Regions from separate parts of the Homo sapiens genome. Here region 2 is linked to region 1. Evidence: chromatin loops called from intact Hi-C (ENCODE). Cell type or tissue: heart right ventricle. All regions are shown on one strand. Region 1 has its middle 180 kb from the start of CELF2-DT. Region 2 has its middle 130 kb from the start of CELF2-DT.

Evidence for each region. Peaks named below come from ENCODE experiments on the same cell type or tissue, not always from the same donor. Only the 100,000 strongest peaks of a DNase experiment are listed, where the experiment ranks them.
Region 2: it touches region 1 in a loop (2.3-fold over the local background); 1 of 110 quality-filtered maps calls a loop at or near these places.

What each region holds. Positions count from the first base shown.
Region 1 is chr10:10,640,550-10,645,549 of GRCh38, reverse strand. It overlaps a transcript of CELF2 not described here. Among named protein-coding and RNA genes, the nearest start is that of CELF2-DT, 180 kb to the right of the region's middle. In heart right ventricle, no CTCF peak of the experiment used is centred here; DNase peaks (open chromatin) are centred at 177, 839, 918 and 2,629; H3K27ac peaks cover 3,881 bases.
Region 2 is chr10:10,589,240-10,594,239 of GRCh38, reverse strand. It overlaps a transcript of CELF2 not described here. Among named protein-coding and RNA genes, the nearest start is that of CELF2-DT, 130 kb to the right of the region's middle. RefSeq lists enhancers at 4,467-4,666, 4,628-5,000. In heart right ventricle, no CTCF peak of the experiment used is centred here; a DNase peak (open chromatin) is centred at 2,473.

The sequences.
Region 1 (5,000 bases):
CCTGAGTAGCTGGGACTACATGGGCGTGCTACCATGCCTGCCTAATTTTTCTATTTTTTGGTAGAGACTAGGTCTTACTATGTTGCCAAGGCTGGTCGCAAACTCCTAGGCTCAGGTGATCTTCCCAGCTCAGCCTCGCAAAGTGCTGGGATTATAGGCATGAACCACCGCACCCAGGCACAAATTCTTAATCACAATTGCGACAAAGGTTTAAAAGTAAATCATGAGCAGTGGCTGTCTTCTAAGGCTGGCCTATGTGAGTAGGGTGGAGTACAGAATTGCCAACAATCCAGCCAGCCCCTGAAAGTGAATGGTGCTTCTCCCTGAAACATGTATTCAACAAGGGGGGATTCCACAGAACTCAACAAGGGGGGATTCAATCTTGCCAACCAACAGCATCTCATCCCCCCTGAATAAGCAAGCTACATGGCACCCTACTGTCCTGAAAGCATCCATGTTCTTTCAAAAGAGGCCAGTATCCCCAGGAGATCATTCAGAACCCTGGCAGGATATTTTCGTTTTTGGTTTGTTTTCACAGCTGCTGGGAGAGAGGCGCTTTCTCTCAGTGTATCAGCTAAATTTTCCACACAGTGCCTTGACGTACAGTTGTCCCACTTCATCCGCCTGTCACTGAGATTTTCAATATGATGTGAAAAAGTTGAACCCCATCTGACATTTTCTAAGTCACTGCTGATTTGCTGACATTCTCCCAGTTGTCTGGGTGGCAACTGTGAACTGCTCCAAAGTGCATTTGCCAGAAGAGCCCGCTGTGTGCAAGGAAGCCCAGGACGTGGGGGGAGATACTTTAGACACTAGTGGGGCTAAAATAGGGCCTTTGTTTCATTTTTCTAGCAAACCACGTCAGAAAAGAGATCCATGGACATCCCTTGCTACACAGATGGCTGGCAGCTTCCTATACCTCGCCCAGGCTGATCCTGCCTCAGACAAAATCATGGAAGCAGATGAAGATGAGTCTATCAGCTGCTTTTGTGCCAGAGGATACTGAGTCACAGGGTTTGGTTCAGTGTGACGTGCCTGCTGGGCTCAACTGCGGTGAAAACCAGACCTGTAAGAATCAAGCTGACACTACTCTGTCTCCAGGAAGAAGCTCTGAAGTGCAAACACACACACACACACACACACACACGAACACACACTGTGCAGTTTCCTAATTGAATCTAAAATGTAAGTGCTTTGCTGTTTAAAAGGACCTTGCTATCTTGATAAGAAAAACTAATGAGATGCCCTTTCCAGAGCTGGTCACACAATAGTCCTAGTGACAAGGACCCCTATCAAGAAATAAAGCAGAAGATAAATGAGATTTTTCTAATATCCATTTCACCCACTGTTCACCAGTGTCAGGCAGTACAGATTCTATTTATCACGTGGCAGCAGACAGGAGACATGAGTCTGTAAAGAAAGCTTCAGTTGCAGCCTCATGTTTTCAGCCACAGGTAAACCTCTTTTGTCAGCTGGTAGAAAACAAAGGCAAGGCTTGGGTTTGGGGGATGCTGGGGATCCAGGACAGGATGATGTCCTTAATCTTGCATTTTTACCTTAGGGCTGTGATAACATCCAAGAAATTAACTTTTGGAAGACAGGGGAGAAACAGATTATTTCTGACTGACTAATTTAATGGGTTACGATTTATAACCCACTAAACTGTAACTGTGTCAAAGGTTCAACATGCAAATGAGAGTTAAGAAATTGCCACTTAAGACTGTCACAATTTAAAATTTTCAGAGCCTACGTTAAGACATAAAGTAAAATATTGATGTTCACTTTCAGGTTGAGGAGAAGGCTGGGTAGGTTTATAGGAAACTCCTGTTGTCCTCTTCCCTAGAAGGAACTCTATAGAGGTCAATATTTAGATGTTGTTTTATAACCTCCATTATAAATGATAGTGTTAGACTAAAGAATCAGATCTAAACCTGGGAAATATTTATAATTCTGTGGTCCAATTTTTCAAAAAATTTACCTGTATTAATCCATTCTCACATTGCTATAAGGACATACCTGAGACTGGGTAATTTATAAAGGAAAGAGGCTTAATGGATTCACAGTTCCACAAGGCTGGGGAGGCCTCACAATCATGGTAGAAGGCAAAGGTGGAGCAAAGTCACGTCTTACATGGTGGTAGGCAAGAGAGCATGTGCAGGGGAACTGCGCTTTATAGAACCATCAGATCTCGTGAGACTTACTCACCACCAAGAGAACAGCATGAGAAAAACTTGTCTCCCTGATTCAACTATCTCCAACTGGGTCCCTCCCATGATACACGGGGGTTATGGGAGCTACAATTCAAGATGAGATTTGGGTGGGGACACAGTCAAACCCTATCACTACCTTTACAAGAACTACATCATTGATGGAAACCTGACCCTGCCAAGGGTTCACTCCAGCAAAATGTTTAAATGCATGTTTGTCCTCTTCTGGCTCTGTTCAGCATGATGGGGAGTGTAGCCATGTGACAGTTAAAACATTTAAAAATATTTTACATTTCAACAGAACTTTCTTATCTGCAGAACTCAAAGGGCTGAGCCAGCTGCAACTCTCCCAACTGCTGTTTACCACAGACACAGATGAGGAATGTCCTTGTTCTCTGAGAAGAGGCTGGCTGAGAGGCAATCCATGTGGAGTGGCAACACCGGGGTCAGATGGCAGGCCAGGCCTGCAGATATCAACACACAGCCTCCACCACTGGCTGCCGGTGCAACCCAAGCAGTGGGCAGGGCTCCACCTGCACCCACTGCTGTCCACAGATCCATTGGGAAAAAGAATCATTTTGAGCCAATATCAACGTACTCTTCTGGGAACTTTTACTATTCATTCCTTTTGCTATTTTTAGGGGAAGCATGCCTGTTAAAAATAAGTGTTTTCTCTCCAAAATTCCTCCATATTTTCATATTATGAGTGCCCTGTAACATTTGCAGAGATAAGCAAGGAGGGAAGGGGGCAAGGAAAATGCAGCTATCTTCTTAGAGATTTTCTGTTTCAAAAGAGCTAAAGCACATGCATGGAAGATTCATTTGCATTTCAATAAACATTTTCTCTCTGGAGTTGCTTCAATTTTCCTCTTGCTCCTTGCTAAAAAGACAACCTCCTCGTCAGGCTGTGACATCACTGTTTAATGCAGGCAACCATGCCACACTCTGTGCCTGCTGGGTAATATAAACTTTAAGCTAACCAGCCTGGCTTTGGGACTGTGCTGGAGAAGTGATTCAGAGAGAGTATGAAGGTTGGTGTGACCTGTCTGGAATCCCTTTTGATTTACCACTACAGTGACAAACTACTGGGCAGGCAATAAATGTGTAAAGTGGGGAAGAATTTGCCTCAGATAGTAGAAAATCCAATAATCTTGGGACTATTATAAATATCCTTGCAAAAGCAAAAGGACTTGGACCTCTCTGCTCTTCATGCTATATCTGGCAAGCTTCCTGTCTTCCTTTCCCCCATGATGGCCTTGTTTTTTGAATGAATGAATGAATCCATTTCTTGACTATCTTCCACCAGGTCTTCACTCACTAGGCACTCAGAATAAGGAATAGAAACAGTGCCCTTTATCTCAAGGCTCTATGACCTAGTTTGGAAGCTTACTAGAATCAGCATAAGAGTGATATAATAGCAAAAGATGAAGAGTCCATTGTGAGAAAAAGGAGGGGGAATTAATGCAACCTAAGAGTTACCTACTTGAATTTTCGTATTTATTTTTGTCCATTTTTAAACATGATGGGGTGTGAGATGAGAAACACAAGAGCAAACTGAATTAGTCAATGATAAATTTGTTTTAAAACCTCCATAGGCTGGGCACAGTGGATCACTCCTGAAATCCCAGCACTTTGGGAGGCCGAGGCGGGCAGATTGCTTGAGGTCAGGAGTGTGAGACCAGCCTGGCCAACATGGTGAAACCTTGAAACCTTGTCTCTACTAAAAATACAAAAATTAGCTGGATGTGGTGGCGGTCTCCTGTAATCCCAGCTACTTGGGAGGCTGAGACAGGAGAATCACTTGAACCCAGGAGGCAGAAATTGCAGTGAGCAGAGACCCCACCATTGCACTCCAGCCTGGACAAGAAGAACAAAACTTTGTCTCAAAAAAACAAAAGAAAACAAAAAAAAACCTCTGTAGCAATACACCCGTAAGGGGAAGAAAAACAATACTTAGTACATTCTAGACACCATGCCAAGTAAAGAGATACACGATGAAGTTTACCTCCTGAGCACAGCCGGACAAAGTACTGCGTGATTTCCACTTTACAGACAGAGAAACAGAAACTAAGTCACGTGCTGAAGGTTGCATTAGGCAGTGGAGCCATAGAATGTAAACCTTGGTTTGCCTGTACATGACCGGAATTATTCCCACAACCGTATGCTGCCTTCTAAATAAAAATATGGTTATTGTTGTTGATGAGTGCAGACTGTGGGAAGCTGTTGAAATTTCATAGTTATCCAGAACGGTCAGTAAGTTAGGACTGACTGACATACCACATGTTCTCAACAGCATAGGTTATGCTGTTCAGAGATTTGCAAACTTTTCTTCTTCCTTAAAGACGGTTTATCATACTCATGTCATTGACTTATAGCCAGTACAGATCTCTTTGGCCCTCAAAGCCAAGCAGATGAGATGAGGTGACAGGCAATGTGGAGGGAAACAAAGATGGCCAATGGAGTTTCCATCCATTGTCATAACTGGGCCAATGCAGCCATGCGATGAAGAGCAGTGGACGATGAGAAATAAAACCAAGGATTTTGTCATGTTAAGTCACAGAAACATTTTTTCTTTCTTTCCTTTGTTCTTTTTTTGAAAATAGTATGAGAATGCTAACAAGGTGCACAGATTTATGTGTCAAATTTCATTTTAATGTCCATCCATCCATCCAACAAATATTTACTGAGTGCCTACATGCTGGTCTTAGAAATTCAGAGATACAAGAAATGATTTCTGTCCTCAAGAAACTCACAAGACTACAGAGTAGGACCACTGTGCAAACAAGCCATTAC
Region 2 (5,000 bases), 51 kb after region 1:
GCTAGAAAATCTGGCGATTTCTCTTGTGTCTCTTTTGTTCTTAGTTCCACGTACAATCAGTTTTCCTGTTTTGCCAATGCTAAACTCAAAATATTTCTCAAACCTATCACCTCTTCTCCGCCTCCACGGTTATTGCCCATTTCAGGTCTTTATCATCTCTCACTTGTACTCCTGTATCTGGATCGTAACTGCTCCCAGCCCATCATCTGCAAATCCATAATAATGATCACGATGAAGTCATGATGGCTAATGCATCATGGGTGCTCATCACAAGCTTTATACTATGTGTGTTTTATGTGCCTCCCCATATGTAATGCTCACTATAACCCTATGGAGTATGCATTTGGTGTTATTGTATCCACTTCACAGATGGGAAAACTGAGGCTTGCAGAGGTCAAAGAACTTGCTCAAAGTCTCATGTGTGGAATGTGGTGGAGCCAAGATTCAAATCCAGCTCTGTCCATCTCCAGAGCTTTCATTACAGAATCAATGATTTATTTGAAATCAGGGTTGCCTAGATGGTCCATTTAAAATACAAATCTTCCTGGTTTAAAGCCTAAAATAGTGTCCTATTTCCTTAGCGTATCACTCAGGACCCTCAATGGTCTTCCCTTTTGTGGTAGATTACTAGAATACTGGCCTGTGATATTATCACACCTCCCTGTGCCCACACCCTTGAGGTCTTCTCTCATATTAAGTGTGGACTTGGCCGGTGACTTGCTATGGCTAATGGGACATTTGGAAGTACAAAGCAAGAAAAGACTTGAGAGATGCTTGGGCATTGGGGTTTGCATACTCATGGATCTCTGAGAACTTTTCATCTTCATATGAAGAATCCAAGGTGAACTTTCTGGAGGATGAGAGACCATGTGAAGTCACTCAAGTCATTCTACTGGAGACCTTGGATGCATGAGCAAAGCCGTTCTAGATCTTCCATCTCTGGCCAAGCTGGCCCAGACCAAAAAGATACCCCAAATCACTCATAGGATCATAAGTAAATAAAATGGTTATTTTAAGCCACTAAGTTTTGGGGTGATTTGTTATACAGCAAAATCCAACTGATGTATCTGCTGACCCTCCTACCATCATGTCTCTCCACTCCTTGCTCACCACTTCAGTTCCTAACAATAGCACTCTGCTTGTTGGCTGTGGATCTGGCTTGCTTGCTTTTGCTCATGTTGAGCCCTCCACTGGGAATGCCCTTTCTCTCAGCCTGGTTAACTTGAACTCATCCTTTGCTACTTGGTTTATATTTTGTCTTATATTTCTTCTTTGACACTTCTCTTCTAAACTTTCCCTATGGCCCTTCACGTGGGGTTAGGTAGGTATCCTTTCTAAACATTTTCAAAATCCCTATCACCACGCTTCCAAATGTCTTGTTCATGGGTCTACTCCCCTGCTAGGATCTGGGGGTTTTGAGGACACCGCAACGCCCCCATGCTTTCTTCCCTTTTACCCCCAACCTCTAGCAGAGTGGCTGGCACTTAGCAGTAGCCAATAAAATGTGCTGAGTGACTGAGGAAATGAATGAATGAAATCAGGAGGAGGTTGTCTGTAACTAGCTAAGGGAAAGGCTCCCCAAATCAGTAGATATTAGTTGGTTTTGACACTCTTTAATTCACCTTTTGTGTATTTGTCTTATCTTATAAGATATGAACTCTGAAAGACAAATGCAGATGACTTTTAGTCAAAGGAAGTCGTGAGTAGCCAGCAAAGCAGTGTGTCAGAGACTTTAACATTTTGGGTTGGCTGACAGTATGAAGGAATGGAAGGTGCTAAATGAAACCCACAGAAAGGAAGGTCTGAGGTTGATTATTTTACTTGTTCAAGCGTTTAAAATAGAAATCGGAATCCATTTTCTAACAGGTTTCCTGTAACTGGATAGAAAAAATCTACCCAGAGATTCTTCTTTTTCCTTTTTCCATCCCAAACCTCCTAGCACCATCGTAAAACTCACCCTGAGACAGAGTTGATAAACTGACAGATAGTATCAAATGTCAGCCAGGGCTTCGTTTCCATCCTGAGGCTCTTGGGAACAGCATATGAACAGATTGTTCCTGCCAGAGTATCTCATTATTTTAAGCAAATTGCATTTCTCATTGACTATGTTGAAAGGTTGTACGCTAGTTATAATTACCGGTTTTACTTAATTTCCTTTTATAAATAGGTCGGTACTCCACACTTGAAAGTAGTATGTTGATTACGGATTTTTTTTTTTGTCTTTTGGCCTCAGGGACTGTTTAGTGTAGAAACTGCTGACTGAGTGAATTTAATGAAACAAATACATATCCAATTACAAGAGGATATGTGTGTGTATGTGGGGGTGTGTGTGTGAACACACATAGACTCCCAGGTAGCAAACACACACTATGCCAGGATAATATGCCTTACACTGAGTGCAGGAGAGACTTTGGGTTCTAAATACACATGGAATGAGGCACAGCAGAGCTACTGGTGACAAAGCCTCTCTTGGCGGTGGACGCTGAGTGGCTGGGAACTGAATTGCCACAGATTCCCATTCATGGAAAATCTTTGTTCTAATCAAAGTCAGTTTCCTTAAAAAGTGCAAACGTCTTAACAGAGAAGGGAAACAGATCAAACCTCCATTTCTACAGTAATTTTTAATAAAATATACATTGGTTTTTCCTGATTATAAAAGTAACACAGTTTGTCACAACACTTACAAAATAAAGAAATCTAAAGGAGAAAAGAATAAACGTTACCTTTAATCCCACCACCAAGAGATAAACATTCAGTATTTCACATCTTTCTTTAAATGTATACATCTATATGTATGTATACATATATACTTACTATATGCCCAACTTTGTGTTTTGTTTTTCCCACTAGTATTAATGTACTGAAAGCATATACCCATGTTATCTACATTTGTAAATGTAACTTTTGATATTATTCCATAGAGTGGATACACTGTTACACCTTTAACCATCCCATTATTAAATGTTTCATTAAAAAATCATTTTTGATATTATAAATAACGCAATATTGAATGTTCCCATAATTAATTTTCTATATATCTTCTCTTTCCTTTTAATGAATTAAATGAAATTTCTAGGTTATGGGGTTTGAGCTCTTTTATGTCTTAACATAGATGACGAAATCACTTTTTTTAGATATATTCTATCAGTTTATGGTCACTCAATGGTAATAGGAGTATATGTTTTATATTCTCGTGAACACCAGGAATTAAATGTTTGAAAATATCATCAATGTGATAAGTGAGAAGGTCTACTTTATTGTTTTAATTTGCATTTATTTTGTGCTTAGTAGGGATAGACAATTTTATTCATCTACCATAGCAACTTAACACATGCATTTTGCCCTGGAGGAATAGGGTTTAAAAGAATGAGACAGAGACAAATAAGTTTTGACGGACAAAGGGCAGAAAAAAAGAAATGCCCAGAGCCTAGATTTTAGCAAAAGCATCAGTTGAAGAATTTATAAAGTTTCTGACTTAACTGATGAGGGAGGGGCCAGTCCTTGGTATTTTCCACAAGCTTTGCTGGTAGATCTAACATGAAACTGAGTGGAGAACACCTGAGACAGAGCTTGGTCAGGAAGGCAGACCTGTTGGGCTGCCAAGGTGGGCTGTCCAGAGCAGTTGAGGGTGGAACACAGAGACACTGGGTACCTTCGTGGCTGGTGGTAGTAAAGGGCAGGAAAGTTATCAGAAGGGAATTAGAGGTAGAATAGCCAGTGTGATTCCGTCTTTGATTACACCACTTACTCTCAATTTGGGACTGAAAATTGTGCCTTTTATTATACAACTTACTCTCCAGTTGGGGCTGATAATTCAGTTTGTGAATTGTTCTGGTTCCTGTTTTTCTGGCTTCAGGGTGCATTTTACACATTTCCTTGCTCATAAGCACCTCTGTGAAATGTTAAAAAATAATGGCTAAAATAGAGGGCTGGGGATTATCTGTGGGTTTCAAATAGCCAATCTTTTCTTGACCCCATTGCCACAGAAAATAACAAATTAACTTTAAGATGATGTTTCTTCCCATCTCTGCACCCCAAATAGAGGGAGATTATAAAAGCCTGTGTGTGTGTGTGTGTGCATGCACATGTGTGCACTCACATGCCTGCTATGTCATACCTTAGGGCAGCACATGTTTCTATAGCCCTGGAGGCAAATAAAACCCCCAGACAGTGGCCTCACCTCTACAAGGCCATGGAAGGATTCCTGAGCACCCCGGGCAGAGACTTGAATCTACCTGTCCCAGATTTCCTGCCAGGACTGAAAAATGGGCTACTTAGAGGTAGGCACCCTAGAATCACTACTTTAGGGTTGTTTTAAGGACACTGCTCCTGGTATCTGAGGGAAGTCTAGGACCTTAGCCAGGGTTTTAGAAGCAGCATGATGTAGAGGAAAGATTATAAACCTCAGAGTCAGATAACCTGGATCCTAGCCAGCCTTTCTGCGACTCACTGTCTGAATGACGTGTGAGAATTTGCCTAATTTCTCTGGGTCTTGTGACTTTCTCATGTGAACAGTGAAGACAGTGACTCACGTCTTTTCTTGTGGGGGAAAGGATGAATTTCCATGACCCCCAGCTTGGCCAGGCACTCACCTGGTGGACTGAAATGAATCACTAAGCCCCTGTGAGTCTCATTTTCACATTCTCTCAAATGGGGTTAACAGCACCAGCCACAGCTACCTAGCTCAGACTGAGGAAAGGTGTACGAATTGGAAACAAAAATTAAAATTCTAAGTCCCCCAGCCATCTGAATGGATGTCTCCTCTCTGCCCAGGGCATTCCAAAGTTAACCTGAAAAACTAGCTGAGGCTATGATGGGAAGGGATAGTTGGATAAGCCTTATTACCATTAACATCAACACAGACCTTAAGACTGGTAGAACAAATCCTTTAACTCTGATAAGAAACATTTGCCATCTATTGTCTCTTAAGTGGGAAGCTTCATCTGCATGATAGAACCTTGGCTTCCATAAACCTGTATCTTCATCCAGACATTCCTTTC